2 separate regions of the Homo sapiens genome follow, and region 1 is linked to region 2. The links are chromatin loops, found by intact Hi-C in ENCODE. Cell type or tissue: Calu3. All regions are shown on one strand. Each heading gives the region's core, and the rest is flanking DNA. Links, peaks and the distances in the headings are about the cores only.

Region 1 (12,259 bases), core at 4,165-9,164, 320 kb before region 2:
GGAATCCGAGGAGGGGCCCCCACCCTGCACTGGTCTTCCCTCCACCCTCATCGGGTTCTCCAGAGATGTTGTCATGGGCCTCCTGTCCGGATGGGAAGTGGGGAAAAAGAGACCCCACCACTGCTCCTCCCACTCACTCATCTTGGCATCTTCAACAGTGCCACAGGGAAGAGGACAGCTGGGGTGACAGTACTGCTGGGCCCCAAACGTGGACCCTGGAGCGGTCAGAGGGCGCGTGTTAAGCAGAGGATGGTTGTAAGATATGGAAACCAAGTTTACCGCTTCCAGAGTGAGTGCAGTGCAGCGGAGCTCCAGACCCGGTTCCTGAGCGACCAGGAACTCCCTTGGGCGCAGTGACAGGCCCGAAGGAGTGGAGGACAAGACCCGCTGTGCCCTTGCCTGGCCCTCTCCAGCCCCTCCCTCCCACAGCACAATCTCCCCTCCCGCCCTGTGGGAGGGGGGCGCCGAGCCGGTGGCCGCCGCGCCGCGCGCCTCCCCTGCCCGCCTTTGTCGCCGTCCGAATTCCCATGCTACTCTTTTTGACGGGTCACTGGTGGCTCTATAGGCAGGTGCTGCCGCGGGGTTGTAATTACCCGGCCGAGCCTGGTCGTTACCGAACACCCCCTCACCCCCAAGCACGGTCCCCCGCGCTCTCCTTCCCCCACCCCCTCCACCTGAGACGAGTCTGGGACCCACGGTGCAAGCTCGCCCGGACGCCTCGGGTTCCAGGAGCAAGTTTACACCTGCGGTGCCTCGAGGCCCTCCCCGCGCCACGCCCTCACCTCCCCTACTCCCCTCGCCCAGACGTTCCACTGCCGCCCCTTCCCACCTCAATCCCATCGTAGTCCCCAACCCAAGCGCTTTCGGCAGCAGCTGTCGAATTTCAGGGAGGCCTGAGGCCGCTGGGGCCCAAACTGGAGGCCTTCGGATAGGTAGAAGAAGAGAAAAGCAAGTGTTAATAAGTCAATTGTTATCAACTATTGTTATTTTTAAAATTAAAGTGTTAATTAAGTTAACAGTTTAATACTCCCTTTGTTTTGCGGGAGGAAGCATTTCTAAGTCCCTATAAACCGCTTCAGGCACTTGTTGGACTCTTGAACCTTAGAGGAAAAGAATCCCTCCCTTTCTAAACGGCCAAATATTACCCTCTCCCTGACACTCCTCCAGGGTCGGTGGCCACCCCAGGCTTGAGGGGATTCCAGGGAAAGTTCTCTTGAGGTGGGGTCCATGGGGGGTGGGGGGATACAGCCTAGAGAAATCAGTCAGATTCTTAATTTAAAAAAAAATCAGGCTCAAAGAGCACTGGAAAAAACCGGGAGGAAGAGATCCACACAGGACCAAGTGTGTGGAGGCCAGTCTTCTAGGGAGAAAGGGCTTAGGAAATGGAGGGAGCCTGTCCCAAGCTAACCCGACAGGGAACCGACAACTTGCGTCGCTCCCCTCTCCCTTGCCTAGTCCCGAACCACTTTGCGGAGAAAATAATTTTTTCCTAAAAGAAATAATTTCTCTAAAGCGACTCACCAAGCATTTTTTAAATAGGTAAAGCGAAAGTTGGCCAATTACCACTACCCTTATTATCATTAATAATCCAAGTATTAGCATTACAATAATAATCCTAATAATAACACCGCCCGGCGGAGCTCAGAGAAAACTCGATTGCCTTCCAGCTGCCATCCCTGGTTCCAGCCGTGTTTGTTTTTCTTCTTTTCCCTTTTACATTTCAAGTTTGTCTCCTCGCGCGCTCACTAACAACTTTCTCTGTTAAATGCAAAAGCGAAGGAGGGAGGCGGCCAAACTTTCCGCGGAGCAGAAAGGCAGTGGAGGGCCGCACTGCCGCCCGGGCCTGCTGTCATCTTTTATTCCAAAATGGGTCTCGGCGATTAGAAGAGAACCAAATACATGTAGCGGTGCATGAATAATGCTCATTGTAGGAAACTGACACTTGCTCAAGGAAAAAAAGTTTGGGTATAAAATCACTTCATTATTTGCTTTTACCGCAGCTTCGGTGCTAATCCCTTCAGAGGTCAGATTGCTTAGCATCTCTCTCTCCCTCTCCCCTTTTCTCCCTCTTCTCCGCCCTCCTTTCCCTCTCGCCCCTTCCCCCCTTCCCCGTCTTTCCTGCGATTTCAGGCCGCATTTTAGATATCCCCTGCAAAGTGTGTGGCGACCGCAGCTCGGGGAAGCACTACGGGGTCTACGCCTGCGACGGCTGCTCAGGTTTTTTCAAACGGAGCATCCGAAGGAATAGGACCTATGTCTGCAAATCTGGAAACCAGGTACCTTAGCCAGGGCTGCACTGCTGGGCTCCGCTCTGCTGCCTCCTCACTCTTTTGTTTGTGCCAAGGCCTCCTCTGAGTTTCCACGCAGTTGAGGAGAGACCCGGCCCTGACCTCTCCCTTCCTCTCCCCTCCTTCTTGCCTCAACTCTTGGAGGCCCTTTGGCTGGGGAAAGGCGGGAAGAGGTAAGGGAAGATATGAGTTTACAGGAGGGAGTCTGAAGTCCTAGAGCCTCCCTACACTTTTTTAAATTATTATTATTCTGAAAGATTTTGACACTGGGTAAGGCCCACACCCTGTGGCTCTAAAGCCGGCCCAAGGGACCTAAAGAATTTAGCATCTAAACCACAAGTAGCAAGCAGGAGAAAGAGCTTTGTTATTGTGCCTGCCCACCCCACACTCACTCCTAGCAGCATCAAGCTCAGTCCCCTGATCACTTGCCTGGGATGCAGAAGTAAGCGGCACACAGACATCTGAGTCAAGGTCACCACCACCTTTAGCTGAGACCACCAAGTGAGTGCTAGCCACTTGGAAGAGAGGCCGTGCTTTCTGAAGGGTTGTGCATTTTCAACTCTGGAGAAGCAGGGCTGCTCTGGAAGTGGGCAGTGGGAATCCAGCACCCATGTGACCTTAGCTATGCCTTGTCAGAAAAGGGCAGGGTGAGGAAGAAGAGAAGATTCAAAAGGAAGGTGCAACTGGGACCCTCCTCAAGCTTCCATATCCCTGTCCTCCTTCTCTGCTTAGAATTTGGGCCCAGTCGGTTGTTTTGGTCTTGAGTAGGCAGAACTGTCTCAAAGAGACAGAGGAATCTGGCATGGGCTGAATATGAGCCAAAGCTTCTAGAAAGAGTGAGCAGAACCTCTTGACTCAGTTTCCAGCTCAATAATAGGCTGATTTTAACTAAGGAGATCAACCTTCTGGTCCTACACTTTGCCCTCTCCTTATCAGCGACTCAGACCCTCAGTACAGAGTCCTCCATTTCACTTGTGGAAAGATCCCTGAGGGTGCATTAGTCAGCAGTCATCCTTTGGTAACAAAATAGTAAAACACTTTTCACTAATTGATATATATAGGGTACATGTATACACATGCATATATTGTCTGCTGCTAGTGAATTGTTCTGACATCTTTTTCTGAAGTCATGTCTGCTCATATTGTTTTCTAATAGTTTTGGATTAACCACAAAAACAGAAGATATTTGCATTGAGATAAATTTTGAGCTCTCTAGCCCTGTTACCTGTTTAATTGGCTACTGTATCAGTTTCTAGCTTCACCATATGGACACATCACATTTTACACGCATAGGACTGTATCCCAATAACTCCACAGGATTGTGCGATTACTGCGGGTTGTCAGATTTGAACCAACTTCTACTTAGATTGTCTTTTGCTTTTATGCAGTGAACAGAATTGGAAAATCAAGATCTCTGATGTTGTGCTTGATCTTTTAGAAGGGGATGGCTATCAATTCAAGCATATTGATATCAGTCCAAGTGCTTGTAAAGGACTGATAATAGACTCATCAGGCCTGGTGTTCTTCTTGCAAGGAGAGTAAATGATCAGAGCTGAGGCGTTTATCCTTCTCTCTGGCGCTAGATATTTATATACATTTGATCTGATTTGAAGACACACTTAAGAACTTATGAAGGTTTCCATTTTGCATTTGCATACTTATAAGAATACTGGAAAGATACCATCTGAGGATAGATATATAATTACATTTAATAACAAGTTTTAAAAAACCTGTTTACAATGAACTATTACATTGGCCAGCAAAGATGCCCTAAATAATTCACTTTGGACCCAAAAATTATCTCCTTTCTCTCTTATTCTAGGATTAAATTATATTCCAATTTATTATTAACAGTAATGAGGACATTTAGAAATGGATATGAACATCTGTCCCACCTTTATTTTAAATAAATCATCATAATTTAAATTGGAGAAGTGTGAACTCATAAAACTGCATTCGAATGTGTAATTTTCCCCTAAAGGGCTTCAGGGGGAAGAAAAACATACTTACTCCAACTCCAGAGTATATGAATTTTTGAGATTATGAAGCAAAATAAAAATACATTTATTATCTTTCTTCTCACTACAAATCTAACAGTAGCAACTTCTATAAATATAGGAGAGCACACAATGTCTTAAATATTTTCTGTGTATAAAACTCATGCACATGACTCTTTATGTATCTATGCATATGTCCCCTCGGTAATGACATCTAACACTGAATAAATTCCAAAGGAAACTTTATCTGTAGATTTCCTCTTTCAATGGCTAATGTTTTTACAGAAAATTGCATTAGGTAAACATCTAATTTCTCATGCATCTCAGATAAATATTTCTAAAGAAGTGACTACCTTTATTTTTTCAGTTACTATGCTAACAGTCTGAGCCCATATTATCATTTAGTCTGACAGTCCATCACATTACCTTCCTGGTCCTGTTTACATGGTGAGCATTTCTATATTTTGCTCAAGACTTGAGCTCTTCCTTTTTCACCCTCATCTTCTCTAGGCCTTGCCCTCCTAAACTCTCACCTTCCAGGAAGGGCTGTGTTTCTATGCACCTGGGCCGAGGCTAGTCTTTAAGGCAACTCTCAACTTGCTGATAATAAGGTTGGCTTCATACAAAAGCAAAAGTGAGGTAATAGGAGAGTGAAGAATAAATGGGAGAGATTTATCTGATAGATAAACGGGCTCTCCCAGAAAGTGGCAGAAAGAGGTAGACTCAAGTACTGAAAGCAGAAAGAATCGTTGGTGGGAGGGCGGTATGGTGTGAATCCTGACCCAAAAGCCAGCTCTTAACGGAAGGAACTTAGTGGCCTCTTTCTCTGGGGCCAAGTCGCTGTCTTCGGTCCTGAAGTCTCGTCCCTGTTCCACCACTCCGCGACTGGCGGAAGTTCCCCTAGCGAGAGCCCCGCAGGCCTGCGGGGTCTGCCAAACCCGGCTCTCTAAGCTTCACCTGCTTGGAGAAGGACGTTTCCCCCTTGTCCGCTTTCTTGGGGTCCGGGACTGGCCCTCTTGAAGTAGCCTGGGACGTCCCAGCCCCTTCTCGATCTGGCCCTGCTCATGCCCAAGGCCCTCGCGTTTTGCAGGCCCAGGCTCGGGGCTCCAGGGCCTGCGGCCGGGCAAGGTCGCGCCTCCACACCGTTTCCCCGCCCGGGTGCCGGCTCCGGGTCTCCAGCCTAAAGGCCCTGGGGACCGCTGACCTCCTGCTCTCTGTTCCAGGGAGGCTGTCCGGTGGACAAGACGCACAGAAACCAGTGCAGGGCGTGTCGGCTGAAGAAGTGTTTGGAAGTCAACATGAACAAAGACGGTAATCAGTGCATCCCTTTATTCCAATGTTGATTGAGTAGTAAGTAAATTATATGTACAGAAAATACATGGCACTCCTATGCATGTAAATCAACCCCGGAGCGCTTCTTTCCAGATGCTGGGAATTGGCCTCGGGCTTTCAGTCGTATCCTTCCCGTCTTTCAGCAGGAGCCGCTGGCGACCCCTAGAATTCCCCAGGGCAAGACCCATGCCCACATCAGGAACTTGCGCCCCACAGTCATCTCCACACAGGCAGCGCTTGGGGGGACCCCACTCTCCAGGGGACCGGCGCGCATTTTCTGCCTCCGGTCCTAATCCCTCTTTGCAGCCCTTCGTGGCCACCCTTAAGCCTGCTAGCCTGCCCCAGGATCTTAAAATCTGGATAGTCTCACGGGGAGGAGATCATACAGGCTGGAAGTTCGCGGTGTGTTGAAAAAGGGAGGGCAGAGACGCGAAAACGCGGAATTTCCAGCCCGTGTGCAAATTCTCCAAGATGCCAAAATCAGTACGGCCATTGGGCCGATGTGAGTCCAGGGCCTTCTCTCTGTTCTACAGAAAAGAGGGAAAGGGGGCTGGAGAGGCAGGGTAACGCCCGTGGGTGCCTCGGACACCCAGCTCTCCCAAGGCTCTTAAGCGCGCAACAGCAAGAACCAGGACGTCAGAGTGCTTCCTGGGCCTGGAGCACGGTCCGAGCTGCGTCCCCCGCTGCAGCCTGTCGAGGGCGCCCCAGGCCCAGGCAGGGGGCGAGGGTAATGGGCTGGAGGACACCGTGGGGCCTGGGAACAGGGTGCGAGTGGGTTTTGCTGTGAGGCGGCCCGGGCCGGGTGGCAGCTCCAGGAGGAGAGAGAGCCCCTTCCTCTGCGGCGCAGGAAGCCGGAGGGAGCGTCCAACCTGTTGAACTTGTGTATTGACAAGTTGTCAAGCTCGGCAGGCCGAAGATTGCCCTGAATTAATTTGTTTGTTTAAACTGTTGGTGGTAATTGTCACATCTCCCCTGCCTTTCTCCAGCATACTCGGAGACGGGTTCTCCCTCGTTCCATTCCCTAGCAATCCCGGGGCTCGGGTCCTTTCCTCCTGCGGCCCTCGGAGGCCAAAAGCTATTTCTGTGGGGGCGGGGCCTGCGGGTAGGGAGGCTTGTTCTTGGACGGAGCTGGAAAAGTCTGCGCAGAAACGAGGTGTCTGGCGTGCGCGACGCTCCCTCTCTTTTGGATGGGGGCGAGGATACCTGGCTACTCCAGCCCAGAGGGTCTCTGGTTTCCCTGCGAACCCCCTTCCCTGGTGGGGAGGAGCCCTGGACCGAAGGAGAACACACCTGGTCTTACTTGAGGCTCTGCCATTATCGTGGCACTTTGAGCACGGGCCCCTCTTCTAAGCCTCAGCTTCCGAATCTATTCAGTGTAGTGGTTAGACGATCTCAGAATCCCTTCCTCCCTCAGATTCCCTCTCCCTTCTTCTTTTCACCTCTTGGGCGATTTTGCCCGCCCAGACTTGACATTGGGGCGGGGCTGGGGGGAGAGCCGCAGCGGCTGTGTCTCGACGTCTCTAATCGCCGGCATGCGTTTCTCTGTTTGCCTCTGCAGCCGTGCAGCACGAGCGGGGGCCTCGGACGTCCACCATCCGCAAGCAAGTGGCCCTCTACTTCCGTGGACACAAGGAGGAGAACGGGGCCGCCGCGCACTTTCCCTCGGCGGCGCTCCCTGCGCCGGCCTTCTTCACCGCGGTCACGCAGCTGGAGCCGCACGGCCTGGAGCTGGCCGCGGTGTCCACCACTCCAGAGCGGCAGACCCTCGTGAGCCTGGCTCAGCCCACGCCCAAGGTCAGCGGCCTTGCTGGGCCCAAAGAGACTCGTGCCAGCGAATGGAGAGGGACGCACCCAGTTCTTCTGAGCTGTGTGATTGGGGTCAGGCAAACTGGGGAGAGAACTCCAGGGTGCTTGGCGGGTCTCTGCATGGAGCTCCAGCCCTTCTGCTCTCCCTTGTTCAGCCAGGGGTGCTCAAACTTGAGTGTACAGTAGAGTCAACCTCCGAGTGGCTACAAGTGTGCACTCCGGATCTTATCCCCCCAGAAATTTCATTTCAGCAAGTTTGGGGTGGAGGCCAGGAACCTGCACCTTTAGGAAACACCCACTGGTAATGGGTGGTGGGTGGAGACCTCGTCTAAACCCAGAGGGCAGCCTCAGGTGTTCCTAAAGACCAGAAGAACCAACGTTCATTTTTAGAGGAGAGGAATTGGCTACAGCTGGAGGAAGGGCTCCAGAATTCCAAATCTTGGCATGTATGATCTTGGGCAAAGCCATGAGTTTCTAACGCAAGTGCGAAATGTGGAGATCACACTGTTAGAACAGTTTGAGGAATCTGAGTTCATTTCCCATGCTCCCCTCACCTACTTCTGAGGCAGGTGGATTTACAGCAGGGTTGATTCCATAGGAGCAGGGCCACAGCCTGAACCACCTGGAAAGGCTGCCACCTAAGGCCTACCCTCCAGGCCTACAGCTGATACCTACTAACACCCCCACTCCAGGCTGATGAGGGCCTAGGATCTCCCTCAGAGGAGGGCCAGCTGCAGCCCCACACTGCAGGGAAGCCAGACACCTGGGCACATGCACACGCACAATATTTAATATGGCTTTCTTACCCTTGATGTGTATAATAAGCTCTGGAAAGTAGTGTTATGAATATGTTGTCAGTTATGAATGGGAATGCTCTGTGAATGATTAAGATGTCTAATTGAAATATTTCCATAATATACTAATCCTTTCTAAAAATACTCATATGCATATTTGTGTTTGGGATGCCTATTAATTTATACTTTTTCACATCTATTTTTATTTACACAAATGCAAGCAGCTCTTGTCTAAATTGGGAGCCAGGCTTGGCACTTGGCTCAGCCCAAGGAAAATTTGCTGCAGGGGATAGAAAAGCCAGAGGGCCTTCTGGAAGGGAGAGGCTCCCAAAGAGTGGAAATGGACCTCCCCCAACCAGTATTACTTTTCAAACTCTATAGACAGCGATGTTTGATTTTTTTACCCACCAATGTCAACTGCATGTTTAAACAAAACATCCAAATTCTTTTTTATCCCCTTCCTTGCTTTAATTAGAAATTAAAAGTTTGGTTCTTCTTGCAAAGCTGTGGTTTCCTCACTTCCAGGTGTCTTTCTTTCTTCCCTACCCAGTACCCCCATGAAGTGAATGGGACCCCAATGTATCTCTATGAAGTGGCCACGGAGTCGGTGTGTGAATCAGCTGCCAGACTTCTCTTCATGAGCATCAAGTGGGCTAAGAGTGTGCCAGCCTTCTCCACGCTGTCTTTGCAAGACCAGGTATGACCACACTGAGGCCTTGGGAGAAAGAGAGCTGGGAAAGAAGCAGTAGCACTCAGCCTTATAAAACTTCCTCTATCCCTGGGTAAACCACCCAAGGCAGGCATCCATTCTTAATAGCAGTGAGGAAACTACTTGTTTTTACTTGCTTCTTCCTGTGGGTTCAAAATATCTACCTATATGATCCTTAGTAAGAAACGTAATTACATTATTTCAGAAAGGATGGGTCCAGTCTGTGAAAACACACATACAAGAACATTACCTCTTTTTGTTTGATTGGAACAGCAAATATAATCTCAAATTTTAAAATTGTAATGATTTTCTAAAACTGTTGATGAAACAATGTTTTACTAAGAACATTGGAACTGAGAGAAGTAGAAGGTGGTAAGAGTATGCCCTCATGAGATTTTTCAGAACTGATGTTATTATTTTATATTCCCAGCTTTATATTCTCCATTGCGATGCTCCCAGTTTTGGTCATTAATTGATAAGCATGTAAAACCAAAGGGCACAGTGCACACCTCCTGTAGGCTAGGTTCTTCCTTGATTCTTCATGTACTTTTAGACATTTTGTAAACAAATAGGCATTTTGCTTAATTCCGTGGTTGTAAATGACATTCAGGGGAAGAAAAAGTGTGTGCAGTGAAACATTGTATTGTACTGAGACCCAGAAATTTTGTTGATAGGAATATTAGAAATGCTAACATTTTTCTAACCTTAAAGGAAAGAAAGAAAATAAAGTGTTCCCAACCATTGGCTGTTACCAGTGCATTCACAGGAATTAATGACAAATTTTCCAAAGGCTAATAAGTAGTTCTAAAAGCAAAGGATTTATTTCTTCAATTCATTTCATACCTAATTAAAGCATAATAGTGCCCCTTTATATGAAGTATGTTTCCTACGGAAAGATCGGGCAATGTGCTAAAAGCATTTCATTTTCTAGCATGAGATGTTCTTGTTTTCATGGCCTGCCCTTTCAAATATGGCCAGAATTAAATATTGTTTACCTTGCATTTTATAATTATTTCCTGTACTTGATGGAATAAAACTAAAAATAAAACATTAAAAAAATTAAACCCTTTGGTCTAATTGTGATTTTGGTTACAAGCCTTCATGATTCAGCTCTTAGCTCCCAAAAGAAATCCTTTTACATAAATCATTTAGAGTTGACTGGCTTTTGAGTTTTGAGATTTTTAAAGGTAGTTAGGTCCTATCTTTGACCAGGTTTACTGGTTAGCTCTAACCACTTCCTGTGTGTGTGTGTGTGTGTGTGTGTGTGTGTGTGTGTGTGTAGACTGGCTATTTTTTTTCAAAATAAGTATTTGTATACTCTCACCCAAACAAAATTTACTTACTGTCTGCCACTTAGCCCTTTGGTAGAAATCCTTCGACAACAAGCAACCTGCAGTGAAGTGGAATCTGGTATATTAATTTGGAAAAAGAGACAGATTTTCATTTTAAATATTCAGTAGCACATTTTATTAGAATAAAAATGACAAGCACCTTGATGCTGTCCATTTATGGGTCTCAGAAAAATCAAGCAGTGAGACGAGGAAAACTCAGCAAAACCCGATTAACATAATTACACCCTGATTTCCCCCAGTGCCTCTTGGGAATTAGTGATCTCTGTCTCTCTCCCAGCCCAGCCCCCTCAACCCTCCAGGAAGATGGGGACCCAGCTCTGCAAGCGTCTGAGGAATCCTCAACCCTGCTAATAGCAGCATTCTCTGTGAGGGGAATCCACCTGCTGAGCTGCTGGCATTTCATAAAGCCTCGCTCTCTAGAGGAGCTTCTAGGTGGTCAGGAATGGGTGGATACAAGGACAAGAGGGGCAAATCCTTTTCTGAGAGAAGGAAACTTTGGAGAATTGGAATGGCTGACTCTCAAATCCATATGCATATCTATAGGCACCTTTTCAAAAGGAAAATATGGGAAAATAAGGGAAAGCTAGAATATTCAGAAAAAATTACCAAGACAGGCATTTAAAACACTTTTTAAAATAATGGAAATTTACATAGTGAAATTGTTTATAAATTTATAAATTACACACTATATTATATTATACATCTATTGTATGACAGCTGATGCTTTTGGAAGATGCTTGGAGAGAACTGTTTGTTCTAGGAATAGCACAATGGGCCATTCCGGTTGATGCTAACACTCTACTGGCTGTATCTGGTAAGAATTGCACAATTTAATGACTTTGTTGTAGAAATTACCATAAAAATACATTACTGAAAAAAGAACAACATGTAAAGAATAACAAATTCCTGCTGAACAATAGAGTATACCTGTCATTTATAAATCTATATTTAAATGCAAATAATGTTGTTTTGTTGTATTCATGACTGCTTGCATTGTTATTTAAATGCAAATTACTGTGTTTGTTATCATCCAAGAGAAGATTTTATATTAACTTTCATACAATATAGCCGGTTTACATGGAATCAGATATCTTAGAGTGACAATTGAATAGATATTGATATGCAGGATTTTGTCAAAAATCAATATTAAATCATGAAAATGCCTTCATATTAGAGTATTTATCCCATATTTTTATTCTAGGCATGAACGGTGACAACACAGATTCCCAGAAGCTGAACAAGATCATATCTGAAATACAGGCTTTACAAGAGGTGGTGGCTCGATTTAGACAACTCCGGTTAGATGCTACTGAATTTGCCTGTCTAAAATGCATCGTCACTTTCAAAGCCGGTAAGCAGACACAGACCCCTGTTTCTTCTCCTTCCCCAGTTTTGCCACCTCACTAATTCAGCCACCTCGAAGTCTGAACTGACCTTTGCAAAAAGAGGTGATGGTTTTCAAGGGAGCTGATACTCTTAATCTGGCCCCATTTTTTATTGCTATGGGAACCTGCATGTTCTGCTGGGCATCAACTTCCAGAGAGGTGCATTCCCAGACCCAATTTCTTTTTTTCTTTCTTTTTTTTTATTTTTTAAATTTTTGTGGAGATGGTGTCTTGCTCTTGTCACCCAGGCTGGAGTCCAATGGCACCATCTCAGCTCACTGCAACCTCTGCCTCCTGGGTTTAAGCAATTCTCCTGCCTCAGCCTCCCAAGTAGCTGGGATTACAGACACATGCCACCATGCCTGGCTAATTTTTGTATTTTTAGTAGAAACAGGGTTTCACCATGTTGGCCAGGTTGGTCTCGAACTGCTGACCTCAAGTGATCCGCCTGCCTCGGCCTCCCAAAGTGCTGGGATTACAGGCGTGAGCACTGCGCTCGGCTCCCAGATGCAATTTCTATGCTGTCTATCACAGTTTCCTGGTCTTCATTTCTAGTTCCTACACATAGTGGTTCTGAACTGAGAAGTTTCCGGAAT
Region 2 (12,259 bases), core at 4,343-9,342:
CTGATTCACTTTTTAATATCTTTTGAATATGAATTAGAATTTTTAACTGAGTATTTCCATGATTTGGAAAGCAGAAGAGTGGGAGGAAGAAAGCAACTCTTCAATATCCACTTCTTTTCCAGCTCTGATTAAGCTTTTCAAATATCCAAGCCTGAGAGAGTTCCATTTCTTTCCAATGGACTCTCACAAAGAAAGCAAAACAAACAAAAACAACAGCAAAAAGCAAAACAAAAGTAACAAAACCTCTGCATTTACAAGACTTTAACGTGTTCAGAAGTTACAGTTCTCAAATTTAAAATAACTTCTTAGCTATTCTAAAGCCTTTTCTCCTTTTTCATTTTGGGATCCTAAATATCTCTTTTTGTGCCACTTAGCTCTGATTTCCAAAGGAAAAAGTTAACACTGGTTCACCTTTCATGTCACATGCACATGCAAGACTGGTGTCAGAGAGTCTAGAACCTGACCTTGCACTATGCAGCTCATCTTTCCCATTTCTTCTGGGTAGATCTCAAAGCCAGACAAATGTACAAGTCTTTCCTCCCAAGGAGATGTAGCAAATACTGCCCTCTACTGAGGGTACAATCAGGATGGCTTGATTATGTTAATGATTAAGTACTGATTTCAATGATTATGGTAGAATAATGCTGGTACTAATTACTTCATCATTATTATATACTTTCTTATTAAAATCATTATATTCAGAAAGAGAATACAAAAGTGGTGGAAACATATTTCAGCCTTGGCCACATTCACTTATTATGTTCTGTAGTCTGGACAATCAGATATCACAGCACTATGTCTGAGGCATTCATGATAATGTTTAAACTTCCTTCTGTTTTGAACTAGCTAAGAAAATACCTTTTCCAGTGGGAAATTAGAAGGAGTTATTACAACATTATTTTAACAAAGGAGCTTGTGAAATAATTCTAGCAACAGTTGGGCTATTTTTCTTCCCCTTGCCAGTATTTTTTTTTTGTATCTACTGGATTGCTAATATTCAGAGTAATTTCACAGGACTAGCTATTAATGCAGTTACAATAAATTTTTTCTTTGTTCTTTATGACTTTAAAGGGTGAATTGTACATGTTTAACAGTACAGGATCATGTTAAAGTAAATGCCTTTTAACAAAAAGCTTCTCAAAAATATTAAACTAACCAATCAAATAATTATACACACACACACACACACAGAGAGAGACATACATTTGTAACGGCATGTTTTTAAAAAATGTTATATTATCTGTGTTCCTGGATCTGGAAAGTATGGGTTCTTTTATTAGGCTAAATGCTTACTGTAATGTACTATCCAGCTCACTTGTGCTGTTCCTGTTTTTCTAGAACAGGGTTTGCTTAGGATTGGCCTGAAGCTAAACAAATCTTAGCAAGGGAGCCGTGAGAATCAAAACCTAGTGATCCGAAGTGTTCCCACAGCATCTGATAAACTCCAAAGCTTAAACCTCTGGTTTCTTTAATTCAGAAACCTTAGATACTGTGAGAACTAGGAGGAGAGTCGAGCCAGGCTAAATCGTCTGGTGGTGAAGATAGCTTCCAGAACATGGTGAGCCAAGGTGTGTGAAGACCCATTTCCTCCAGCCTCACAAACCAAAGCAGCAGCCTTGTTCTTCACAGACTCCCTCTGCCTTCTGACTGCCCCTCACACTACAGTTAAGCTGAAAACTTAAGCTGAATAAAGAAGCTAGGCAAGACTTTCTAACTCTAGAAATATGGAGGGTCTTTCTGAGTGGGGGCTCTGAGCTACACTAGCTCATTTGCTGTTGTTAATTCTGTTGTACGGTCGAACCCAGTTTATCCCATTTCCAAAAGGAGCAACTTGACTTCTCCTAGATTTTAGATGTCTACCAAACAACAGATACCAGGTAATTAGCAAGGTATAGTCTGGTTCATTCAGTCCCAGGTGGTTAGTACAACCCATTCCACTAATTTTTACCATGTCGTGGATATGCTTTTGCAGTTGTTATGTATTGTCTTGGAGTTGTATTGATGCTTACATTTAGCGATGCTCATTAATGATGATGATGCTAATTAGGACGATTTCCTACTTCTTCATCTTCTTTTTCTTCTGTTTTTGAGACACAGTCTCACTGTCACTCAGGCTGGAGTGCAGTGGCATGATCTCAGCTCACTGCAACCTCCGCCCTTCAGGTTCAAGCGATTCTTGTACGTCAGCCTCCTGTGTAGCTACAGGCCTGTGCCACCATGCCTTGCTAATTTTTGTATTTTAGTAGAGATGGGGTTTTGTCATATTGGCCAGGCCAGTCTCGAGCTCAAGCAATCCGCCCGTCTCGGCCTCCCAAACTGCTGGGATTACAGGTGTGAGTCACCACACCTGGCGTCACATTTTCATTTTGGTTTTCTGTTTTTATGCCAATTGTTTCCATCCCCGCTCCCCCTGCTCCCCTGCCCCAGTGAGTCCAGCACGGTGCTTTTCACCTGGTAGATCTGATTCGATAGACCTGACTTGATGTGGCTTGTGTCTTGAGAAAATTGTCAGTTTCAGGATCCCCAGAATTAGACATCTCCAGAATTTGGAGATCTCTTTATTACATACACAAAGCTGGTCGAGTAGAGTAGAGGAGTGTACCCTCCTCTAGTTTGTCACATTGATTTTTTTGTTAAGTCATTGTTTCTACAAGCAAAATATGCCCCCCCCACCCCGCAAAAAAATACTGTATTAACCATTAAAAGGGGATGAGAATTTAGCAAAAATCTGGCAGATTTAGGTAGAACCAACCTCCTGCCATTGAGACTGTGTAAATCAAATGGCAAAACTTTCCCTCAGCACTCCAAAGAACACCCTGAGAAGCAGAATGTGTTAAGAATTGGTGATATTTTCTAGAATGGTGAGATATTTCCCAGCTGGGTGTTTGGACTTCATATTCGTGAGATTTCTCATATTGAGGTGCCATATGAATCTTGGGAAATTATTTACTCTGCAAATACACACATTTCAGTGCTCTGCTTTTCTTTCTTTTTTTCTTTTCTTTTCTTTTTTTTTTTTTCAGACAGAGTCTTGCTCTGTCACCCAGGCTGGAGTGCAGTGGTCCCATCTCAGCTCACTGCAACCTACGCCTCCCAGGTTCCAGTGATTCTCCTGCCTCAGCCTCCTGAGTAGCTAGGATTACAGGCGTGCACCACCCTGCCCAGCTAAATTTTTTTTGTATTTTTAGTAGAGATGGGGTTTCACCATGTTGGCCAGGCTGGTCTTCAACTCCTGACCTCAAGTGATCCACCCATCTCGGCCTCCCAAAGTGCTGGGATTACAAGCATGAGCCACCACACCCAGCCTTGTTTTTCTAATTATTATATTTATTATTTTGGAATCTGGCACATAAAAATAGTCTTAACATCAATTCGTGTGATATTTTCAGTTTGTTTTGAAAAGGATACATTCATCCTAATTCCATTCAAGCATTTTCTATTAAAAGGTACTTCTCTTTAAGATATGAAGTATTGTCATTGCCATGTAAATAAAGTAAGATACCACGCATGTTTGTTTAATGAACAGCTATCAGCGTATTCCTACAAAGGGTTTATAAGGAGGAGTCTATACAGATAAAGAGTAACCCTTAGGACCGTATAATCTAGATAGAGCTTGAAATCATAATCGTCCTACTTCAGCTGAAATAATGGTAGCAGAGCAGAGCATTAGTGAGGCAGAGGAAAAAGAAACTCCAGCTGACAGCTCATTTGGGTATACTGAAGTGGATCATTGTAGGGCAGAAGGTGGTCTGATGGTAATGCTCGTGCATTTCACATTGGTGTGGCATTGAGAAAATTCCCACTTCTGGCACCAGGGTCGATACCAAAGCAGACAACTGGACCATTTCACATATAGGAGAAAAAAGACAGCAAGCAAGCTCTTTATTTTTAAGTTTGTTAGAGAAACTGGGCTACATATAATCAAGCTGTATACTCTTGGTAATTAAGGAAAACAAATACTCTTTGCAAAGTCATTATAGATTTAAAGTTCTTTAAGTTTTCATCAGGTTTCCACAGAAACAAAGAGTTTGAAACAATAGTGGAGAATGCACAAACCATCGAGTAAGTGGATTTTAATTGTTCCTGTTAAGAAAATTATTCAGATAACCAGCCACATCAAAGACTATTAAACTTTTTAATTGCTCAGGTGGAAAGATGGAGAATGTCATCATTATCTATCATAAGAAGAATCAGCCTTAGATAATCCTACTTGAATTTTGAGTTAGAATAACATACTCAAGGATGCTACTAACTGAAGTGCCATTTAGTACTCAAAAGTAATCATATGCTTTAATTATTCATAGGGCACAATGCATGAATTCACAATACTAATTATGGTTTCAAAAAGTGTATTATGCTATGGTTTAGTTACATAGGAGGATCAACTAATGCAAAACAAAAGTATAAATATTTGCAACTGCCATAGATATACTGTGCATGTAATTTAGTTGTTTGTTAGTGTGGTCAAAGGAGTAGAGAAATGTCTTTTCCCTGTGTTTTGCAAAGTTCTTGTAGGATTTAATACAGTGCCTCATATTTATTAAGCATTCAATAGTTATAATTGATTTTGAAGACTTGGTGATAGTGTCTTTATTTATTCATTAATTGTGTGTTATGCAAAACTCTGTTCCCTAGTCTGTGCTAGGTGCTGGGGACACTGAGGTGAATAGAACTCCCTGTCTTGTACAATGACGTAAATGAGTGTGGCAACAGCAAATGTAAATGGCATTGTAGCTCCTCAAGGTCTTTAGTATATGCTTTGTGTTGAATATTTTACATATTCATGATGTATTGTAATATTAGGGAAGATGCAGGGGATGAAATAGCTGAAAAATAACGCACAGTAAATATACTTTGGAATTAATAAAAATCTTTAATGTTGTTTTTCTACATCATTATTTTGGTTTGACTCTTTTCTGTCATTATTTTGCTTCTTTCTCCTTTGGAAAATACTGACAAATCTAAAAAAAATGAAGATTATTAAACATACCTCTAAGTCTTTCACTCCAACCATTTAGAAATAACAAGTAACATTTTAAATATATTTACTTATGCTTTTTTCTGCATATATATTTTGAGCAAAACAAACATATAATTTTGCATTATGCTTTTTCACTTAGTTTTTTTTATCATGGCATGTTTCCATATCATAAAATATTTTTCATGGACACCATTATTTGTTGGCAACATATTATTTTATTACATCAATGTGCCTTAATTTATTGAACCATTCTTCTGTTATCAGATATTAAAGTTGCTTTTTGGTGACATAGTTATAATCTTATGTATAACCTTCGGTTGAATTTCTGATCACTTTCTCCTGATTGATTTCTAGAAGTGAAATGATGGGTGTAAGTTTATAACTTTTTTTTAGGGCTCTTACTACAACCCATCAAACTGTTTTCAGGAACAACTAAACTGATTTGCTCTTCCAGCAGCGATGGATGCTGCATTACATGTTTGCCGGCATCAAATTGCATAATTTATTTTTCTTTGCCAAATTGCTATTTGAAAAATGATATAACATTCTTATTTCTTTGAAATAAGAATTTCTTTATTACTACTGAGCTTGACTATTTTTTCATTTGTTTATTAGCCTCTTTTACTTACTATATTCTTTGCTCCATGAATTGTCTATTCAAATTCTATATTCATTTTTTTTCTGTTGCAATGCTGTTACAATTTTAGTTTTATTGTAGTCAATCCTTGTCTCACTTAATTCCTTTTTCATATCAGTTTGCTCTCTCCCTGCATTTCTCTGCTTGTATTTGATTGGGTCCATGTCTTGTATTCTAAAACGATACCACAAAATTTACCAACTTTTTCCTTCTAGTTCTTGTATACAGTAAATCATAAGTTTTATTTCTGGAAATAAGTTTTATATTACACCATAAAAATTCCAAAATTGATTATAAAAATAAATGAACATAAAATAAATGATGATATATGTGTTTAAATATACTTATCAATTATGCAAAACTAATTCTTAACTATAAAAGCTGGATCATATTTTTCTGCAGGGGCTGGACTTGCTAATGACTTAAAAGCTTTCACTAGTAAATCTCTGTAGCAAGTATAGTGTTTTCGTTAGCTCTTGCTGCATAATAAATCACCCCAAAATTCAATGACATAAACTGAGTAACAATAAGCATTTGTTATTACCCTCTAGTCTACAGGCTATGGGGGAGTTCTTTGGATCTCTGTTGGGTTCATATGTGCATCTGCAGTCAATTTGCTGCACTGGGCTAGGCTCTTCTCATCTGTGTGGGGCCAGCTGGCTGTATGCAGCCTAGGATGCTCTCTTGGCTTTTGTCCTTTTTGTGTTCTCTCCTCCTCCAGCAGGCTAGCCGAGGTATTGCAAAAGAGTGAACAGAAGCATGCAAAGCCTCTTGAGACCTAAGTTCAGAACTTGAAAACTGTGACTTTTGCTTCATTCTGTTGGCCGTGGTAAAGTTGAGCCATGGTAAAGAATAGACTCCACGTCACAATGCAAGAGCTGGAAAGTTGCAATCCAAAGGATATGGACAAGGAGGCAAGAACAATTGCAGCCATTACTATAATCAGATGACCCCTCACCCCACATAGGCCTTCTTCAATTCTCCAGTGGGTTTTAAATTATCATAATTTAGTTCTAGAGAATTTTTTAGTTAATCCAAGTAAACATCTTTAAATAACCCAAACATTTTTAAATAATGAATGCTTGGGAACAAAAGGGTGAGTGGCAACATTGTATTTAAATCAGTATTGGTCACAGTGATCAAGATCTCACACATCAAAAATGATATCCTTTATGTGATACACAGGGTTATGTAAGATGATTTGGCAGCATCGATATGTAGTTTGGTGAAAACATTCATTATATTTCTGTATATTATATAATCATGAGAAGAAAAATAAACTTACAAATATATTTTGAAATATATCGGCCAGGCACGGTGGTTCATGCCTGTAGTCCCAGCACTTTGGGAGGCTGAGGCAGGCAGATCACCTGAGATCAGGAGTTCAAGACCAGCCTGACCAACATGGTGAAACCCTGTCTCTACTAAAAATACAAAAATTAGACAGGCGTGTGGCATGCACCTGTAATCCCAGCTACTTGGAAAGCTGGGGCAGGAGAATCACTTGAACCCGGGAGGCAGAGACTGCAGTGAGCCAAGATTGCGCCACTGCACTCTAGCTTGGGTGACAGAGTGAGACTCTATTTCAAAAATATATATATACATGAAATATTGAATTTGAATAAAACTATCAAATAAAATGTTTTCAAATTTGTAATGAGAAACTTCCCTCCATAAATGTAACTTTTTTTTTTTTTTTTGAGACAGGTCCTTGCTCTGTCGCCCAGGCTGGAGTACAGTGGCGCCATCTTGGTTCACTGCAACCTCTGCCTCCTGCGTTCAAGCCATCCTCTCACCTCAGCCTCCCAAGTAGCTGGGACTACAGGCACGTGCCACTACATGTGGCTAAGTTTTGTATTATTTGTAGAGATGAGGTTTTGCCATGTTACCCAGGCTGGTCTCAAACTCCTGAGCTCAAGCAATCCACCAACCTCAGCCTCCCAAAGTGCTGGGATTACAGGTATAAGCCACCATGCCCAGCCCATAAACATAACTTTCTAAAAGTCAGTTTTGATACTTGAAATGGGATAAATGAAATTCCTGATTAAGACTTTTAAAATTTTAATCCAGGCCAGGCATGGTTGCTTATGCCTGTAATCCCAGTTCTTTGGGAGGCCAAGGTGTTTGGGATTGCTTGAGCCCAGCATTTTGAGACCAGCCTTGGCAGCATAGCAAGACCTCATCTCTACCAAAAAAAAAAAAAAAAAAAAAGCTGGGCTCCATTGGTAGGTGCAGCACACCTGTAGTTCTAGCTACTCAGGAGCTAAGGTGGGAGGATCACTTGAGCCCAGGAGGTCAAGGCTGCAGTGAGCTGAGATCACGCCACTGCACTCCAGTCTGGGCAAAAGAGCTAGAGCTAGATCCTGTCCCCATCACCCCCAAAAAAACCTGAAGAAAATTTGAAGAGGAATTTTTTTAAAAAAATAATAGATTCAGGGGGTACATGCACAGGTTTGTTACATGGGTGTATTGTATAATGCTGGGATTTGGGCTGCTAGGGTGCTTGTCATCTGAATAGTGAACATAGTGACCAATAGGTAATTTTTCTAACCCTTGCCCCCTTTTCTTGCTCCCTGCTTTTGGGGTCCCTAGTGTCTATTTTTTCATCTTTATGTCCATGTGTACCCATTGTTTAGCTCTCATTTACAAGTGAGAACATGCAGTATTTGGTTTTCTGTTTTTTTGTTAATTTGCTTAGGATAATGGCCTCCAGCTGCATCCATGTTGCTGCAAAGAACATGATTTCATTCTTTTTTATGGCTGTGTAGTATTCCATGGTGCGTGCGTGTGTGTGTGTGTGTGTGTGTGTGTGTGTGTGTGTGTGTACATATACGTATACCTGATCTCAGGTGATCTGCCTGCCTCGGCCTCCCAAAGTGCTGGGACTACAGGCATGAACCACCGTGCCCAGCCGATATATTTCAAAATATATTTGTAAGTTTATTTTTCTTCTCATGATTATATAATATACAGAAATATAATGAATGTTTTCACCAAACTACATATCGATGCTGCCAAATCATCTTATATAACCCTGTGTATCACACAAAGGATATCATTTTTGATGTGTGACATCTTGATCAATGTGACCAATACTGATATATATACATATATATTTACACACACACACACATACATTTTCTTTATCCAGTCCACCATTGATGGACACTTAGATTGCTTCCATGCCTTTGTTGTGAATAGTGCTATTATAAACGTGAATGCAGGTGTCTTTTTGATAAACGTGAGTGCAGGTGTCTTTTGCACTACCCTTTGGGTAGATACCCAGTAGTGGGATTGCTGGGTTGAATAGTAGTTCTATTTTTAGTTCTTTGAGAAATCTCCATACTGTTTCCATGGGGGTTGAACTAATTTGCATTCCCACCAACAGTGTATAAGCATTCCCTTTTCTCCACATTCCTCACCCACATCTGCTATTTTTTGGCTTTTTAGTAATAGTCATTCTGACTTGTGTGAGATGATAGCTCATTGTGGTTTTAATTTGCATTTCTCTGATGATTAATGATGTTGGGCATTTTTTCCTATCTTTGTTGACCACTTGTATTTCTTGTTTTAAGAGGTGTCTGTGCATGTTTTTTGCCCACTTTGAAGATAATTTTTTTTTTTTGAGACGGAGTCTTGCTCTGTCGCCCAGGCTGGAGTGCAACGGTGTGATCTCCGCTCACCGCAACCTCTGCCTCCTGGGTTCAAGCAATTCTCCTACCTCAGCCTCCCAAGTAGCTGAAATTACAGGCACGCACCACCATGCCTGGCTAATACTTTGTATTTTTAGCAGAGATGGGGTTTCACCATGTTGGCCAGGCTGGTCTTGAACTCCTGACCCCATGATCCGCCTGCCTTGGCCTCCCAAAGTGCTGGGATTACAGGCGTGAGCCACCGCACCTGGCCGAAGAGAAATTTTTGATAGTTACCATCTATGTGAACAAGAATCCTCATTCATACAAGGAGACATTAAGAAGTTTTGTATTTTCAGTAATGGTTGACTCTCTGTAATTTGCACCACATTTTTTGTTAGGGCAATGAAGGAAGCTAGATGAAATTAGTAGTAGGATAGGCTAACTGCTGCAACAAATAACCCCCAAATTAGAGGATTAATAAACAAACATGTATTTCTTGATCATATTACTGTCCAATGCAGGCTGACAAGGAAATGTAGCTCCATGCAGTCCTTCATGGACTCAGACTTCATCTCTCCTTTAAGTCCTTAGAGTCCTCTCTATTCACCTGCAGATGAGGAAAAGAAGGAAGATTCTGTGTAGAGTGTTTTTATGGGCTAGACCTTGAAGTGATCATATTACTGTCTCTCTCACTCCCTGGTCTGAACTTGATCACACAGCCACACTTAAATCTAAGGGAGGCTGGGCAATAATACAGGCATACCTTGGAGATATTGCTGGCTTGGTTCCAGGCCACTGGAACCGATGAGTCGCAGGAATTTTTTTGTTTCCCGGTACATATAAAAGTTATGTTTATACTGTAGTCTATTAAGTGTGCAATAGCATTATGTCAAAAAAATACATACTTTAATTTAAAAATGCTTTATTACTAAAAAATGCTAACAACTATTTGAGCCTTCAGTGAGTTGTAGTGTTTTTACTGTTATAGGCTTTTCTTGCCTCAATGTTTTGTTTCTTTTTACCCAGACAGAGTCTCACTCTGTTGCCCAGGTTGGAGTGCAGTGGCGTGATCTCGGCTCACTGCAACCTCTGCCTCCCAGGTTCAAGCGATTCTCTTGGCTCAGCCTCCTGAGTAGCTGAGATTACAGGTGCAGCCACCATGCCTGGTTTTGCTTTTTGTTTGTTTGTTTGTTTGTTTTTTGAGTTGGAGTTTTGCTCTTGTTGCCGAGGCTGGAGTGCAATGGCGTGATCTCGGCTCACTGTAACCTCTGCCTCCTGGGTTTAAGTGATTCTGCTGCCTCAGCCTCCTGAGTAGCTGGGATTACAGACATGTGCCAGCATGCCTGGCTAATTTTGTATTTTTAGTAGAGATGGTGTTTCTCCATGTTGGTCAGGCTGGTCTCGAACTCCCTGCCTCAGGTGATCCACTCGCTTCGGCCTCCCAAAGTGCTGAGATTACAGGCATGAGCCACCGTGCCTGGCCTGGTTTTGTATTTTTAGTAGAGACAGGGTTTCCCCATGTTGGCCAGGCTGGTCTTGAACTCCTGACCTCAAGTGATCCGCCCACCTCGGCCTCCCAAAGTGCTGGGATTATAGGCATGAACCACCATACCCAACCTCTTGCCTCAATGTTGATGACTGTTGACTGATCACGGTGGTGATTGCTGAAGGTTAGGATGACTGACAATTTCTTAAAATAAGACAATGAACTTTGCTGTACAATGGACTCTTGCTTTCACAAAAGATTTCTTTCTAGCAAGTGATGCTATTTGATAGCATTTACTCACAGCAGAACTTCTTTTGAAATTGGAGTCAGTCCTCTCAACCCCTGCCACTGCTTTAACAACTAAGTTTATGTAATAGTCTAAATCCTTTGTTGTCATTTCAACAGTGTTCACACCATCTTCACCAGGAGTAGATTCCATCTCAAGAAACCACTTTCTTTCTCATCCATAAGAAGCAACTCCTTATCAGTTCAAGTTTGATCATGAGATTGCAGCAATTCAGCCATATCTTCAGGCTCCACTTCTAATTCTAGTTCTCTTGCCATATCTCTCTACCACATCTGCAGTTACTTCCTCTTGAACCTCTCCAAGTCATCCATGAGGGTTGGAATCCTCTTCTTCTAAACTCCTGTTAATGTTGATATTTCGACCTTCTCCCCATGAAGCACTAATGTTCTTCATGGTATCTAGAATGATAAATCATTTCCGGAAAGTTTTCAATTAACTTAGCCCAGATCCATCACAGGAATCGCTATATGTGGCAGCTATGGCCTTCCAAAATGTATTTCTTAAATAATTAGACTTGAAAGTCAAAATTACTTCTTGATCCATGGGCTGCAGAATGGATGTTGTGTTAACAGTCATGAAAACAACATTCATCTCTTTGTACAGTTCCACCAGAGCTCTTGGGTGACCGAGTGCATTGTCAATGAGCAGTAATCTTTTGAAAGAAGTCTTTTTTTCTGAGCAGTAGCTCTTAAAGGGGGCTTAAAATACGTAGTAAACCATGCTATAAAAAGATGTGCTGTCATCCAGGCTTTGTTGTTCCATTTTTAGGGCACAGGCAGAGTAGATTTAGCATCATTCTTAAGGGCTCTAGGATTTTCAGAATGGTAAATGAGCATTGGCTTCAACTTAAAGTCACCAGCTGCATTAGCCCCTAGCAAGAGAGTCAGTCTATCCTTTTGAAGCTTTGAAGCCAGGCATTGACTTCCCTCTAGCTATGAAAGTCACAGAGGGCATCTTCTTTCGATTCATCTGCATTGAAAATCTGTTGTTTAGTGTAGCCACCTTCATAAATGATCTTAACTAGATCTTGCTGCAGCTTCTACATCAGCACTTGCTGTTTCACCTTGAACTTTCGTTATGGAGATGGCTTCTTTTCTTAAACCTCATGAACCAACCTCTGCTGGTTTCCGATTTTTCTTCTGCAGCTTCCTCACCTCTTTCAATCTTCATGTAATTGAAGAGAGTCAGGGCCTTGCTCTGTGTTAGGCTTTGC

What was found. A loop is a pair of places that touch in the nucleus more often than their neighbours do. Peaks named below come from ENCODE experiments on the same cell type or tissue, not always from the same donor. Only the 100,000 strongest peaks of a DNase experiment are listed, where the experiment ranks them.
Region 1: it touches region 2 in a loop (2.7-fold over the local background); 8 of 110 quality-filtered maps call a loop at or near these places.

The regions. Positions count from the first base shown.
Region 1 is chr6:108,169,328-108,181,586 of GRCh38, forward strand. NR2E1 (nuclear receptor subfamily 2 group E member 1) reads left to right here. Exons shown (of 9, transcript NM_003269.5): 2 at 2,131-2,276; 3 at 5,509-5,596; 4 at 7,176-7,411; 5 at 8,768-8,914; 6 at 10,996-11,092; 7 at 11,480-11,629; 8 at 12,219-12,259. Among named protein-coding and RNA genes, the nearest start is that of NR2E1, 9.4 kb to the left of the region's middle. RefSeq lists enhancers at 1-243, 244-1,143, 7,060-7,795. In Calu3, for the core only: CTCF peaks have their summits at 6,303 (motif pointing right) and 6,505; DNase peaks (open chromatin) are centred at 6,364 and 6,664.
Region 2 is chr6:108,491,769-108,504,027 of GRCh38, forward strand. All of the region lies in intron 10 of AFG1L (AFG1 like ATPase), which reads left to right. It overlaps LOC124901370 (a long non-coding RNA gene), which reads right to left and starts at 6,673. Exons shown (of 3, transcript XR_007059698.1): 1 at 1-6,673. In Calu3, for the core only: a CTCF peak has its summit at 6,318; a DNase peak (open chromatin) is centred at 6,333.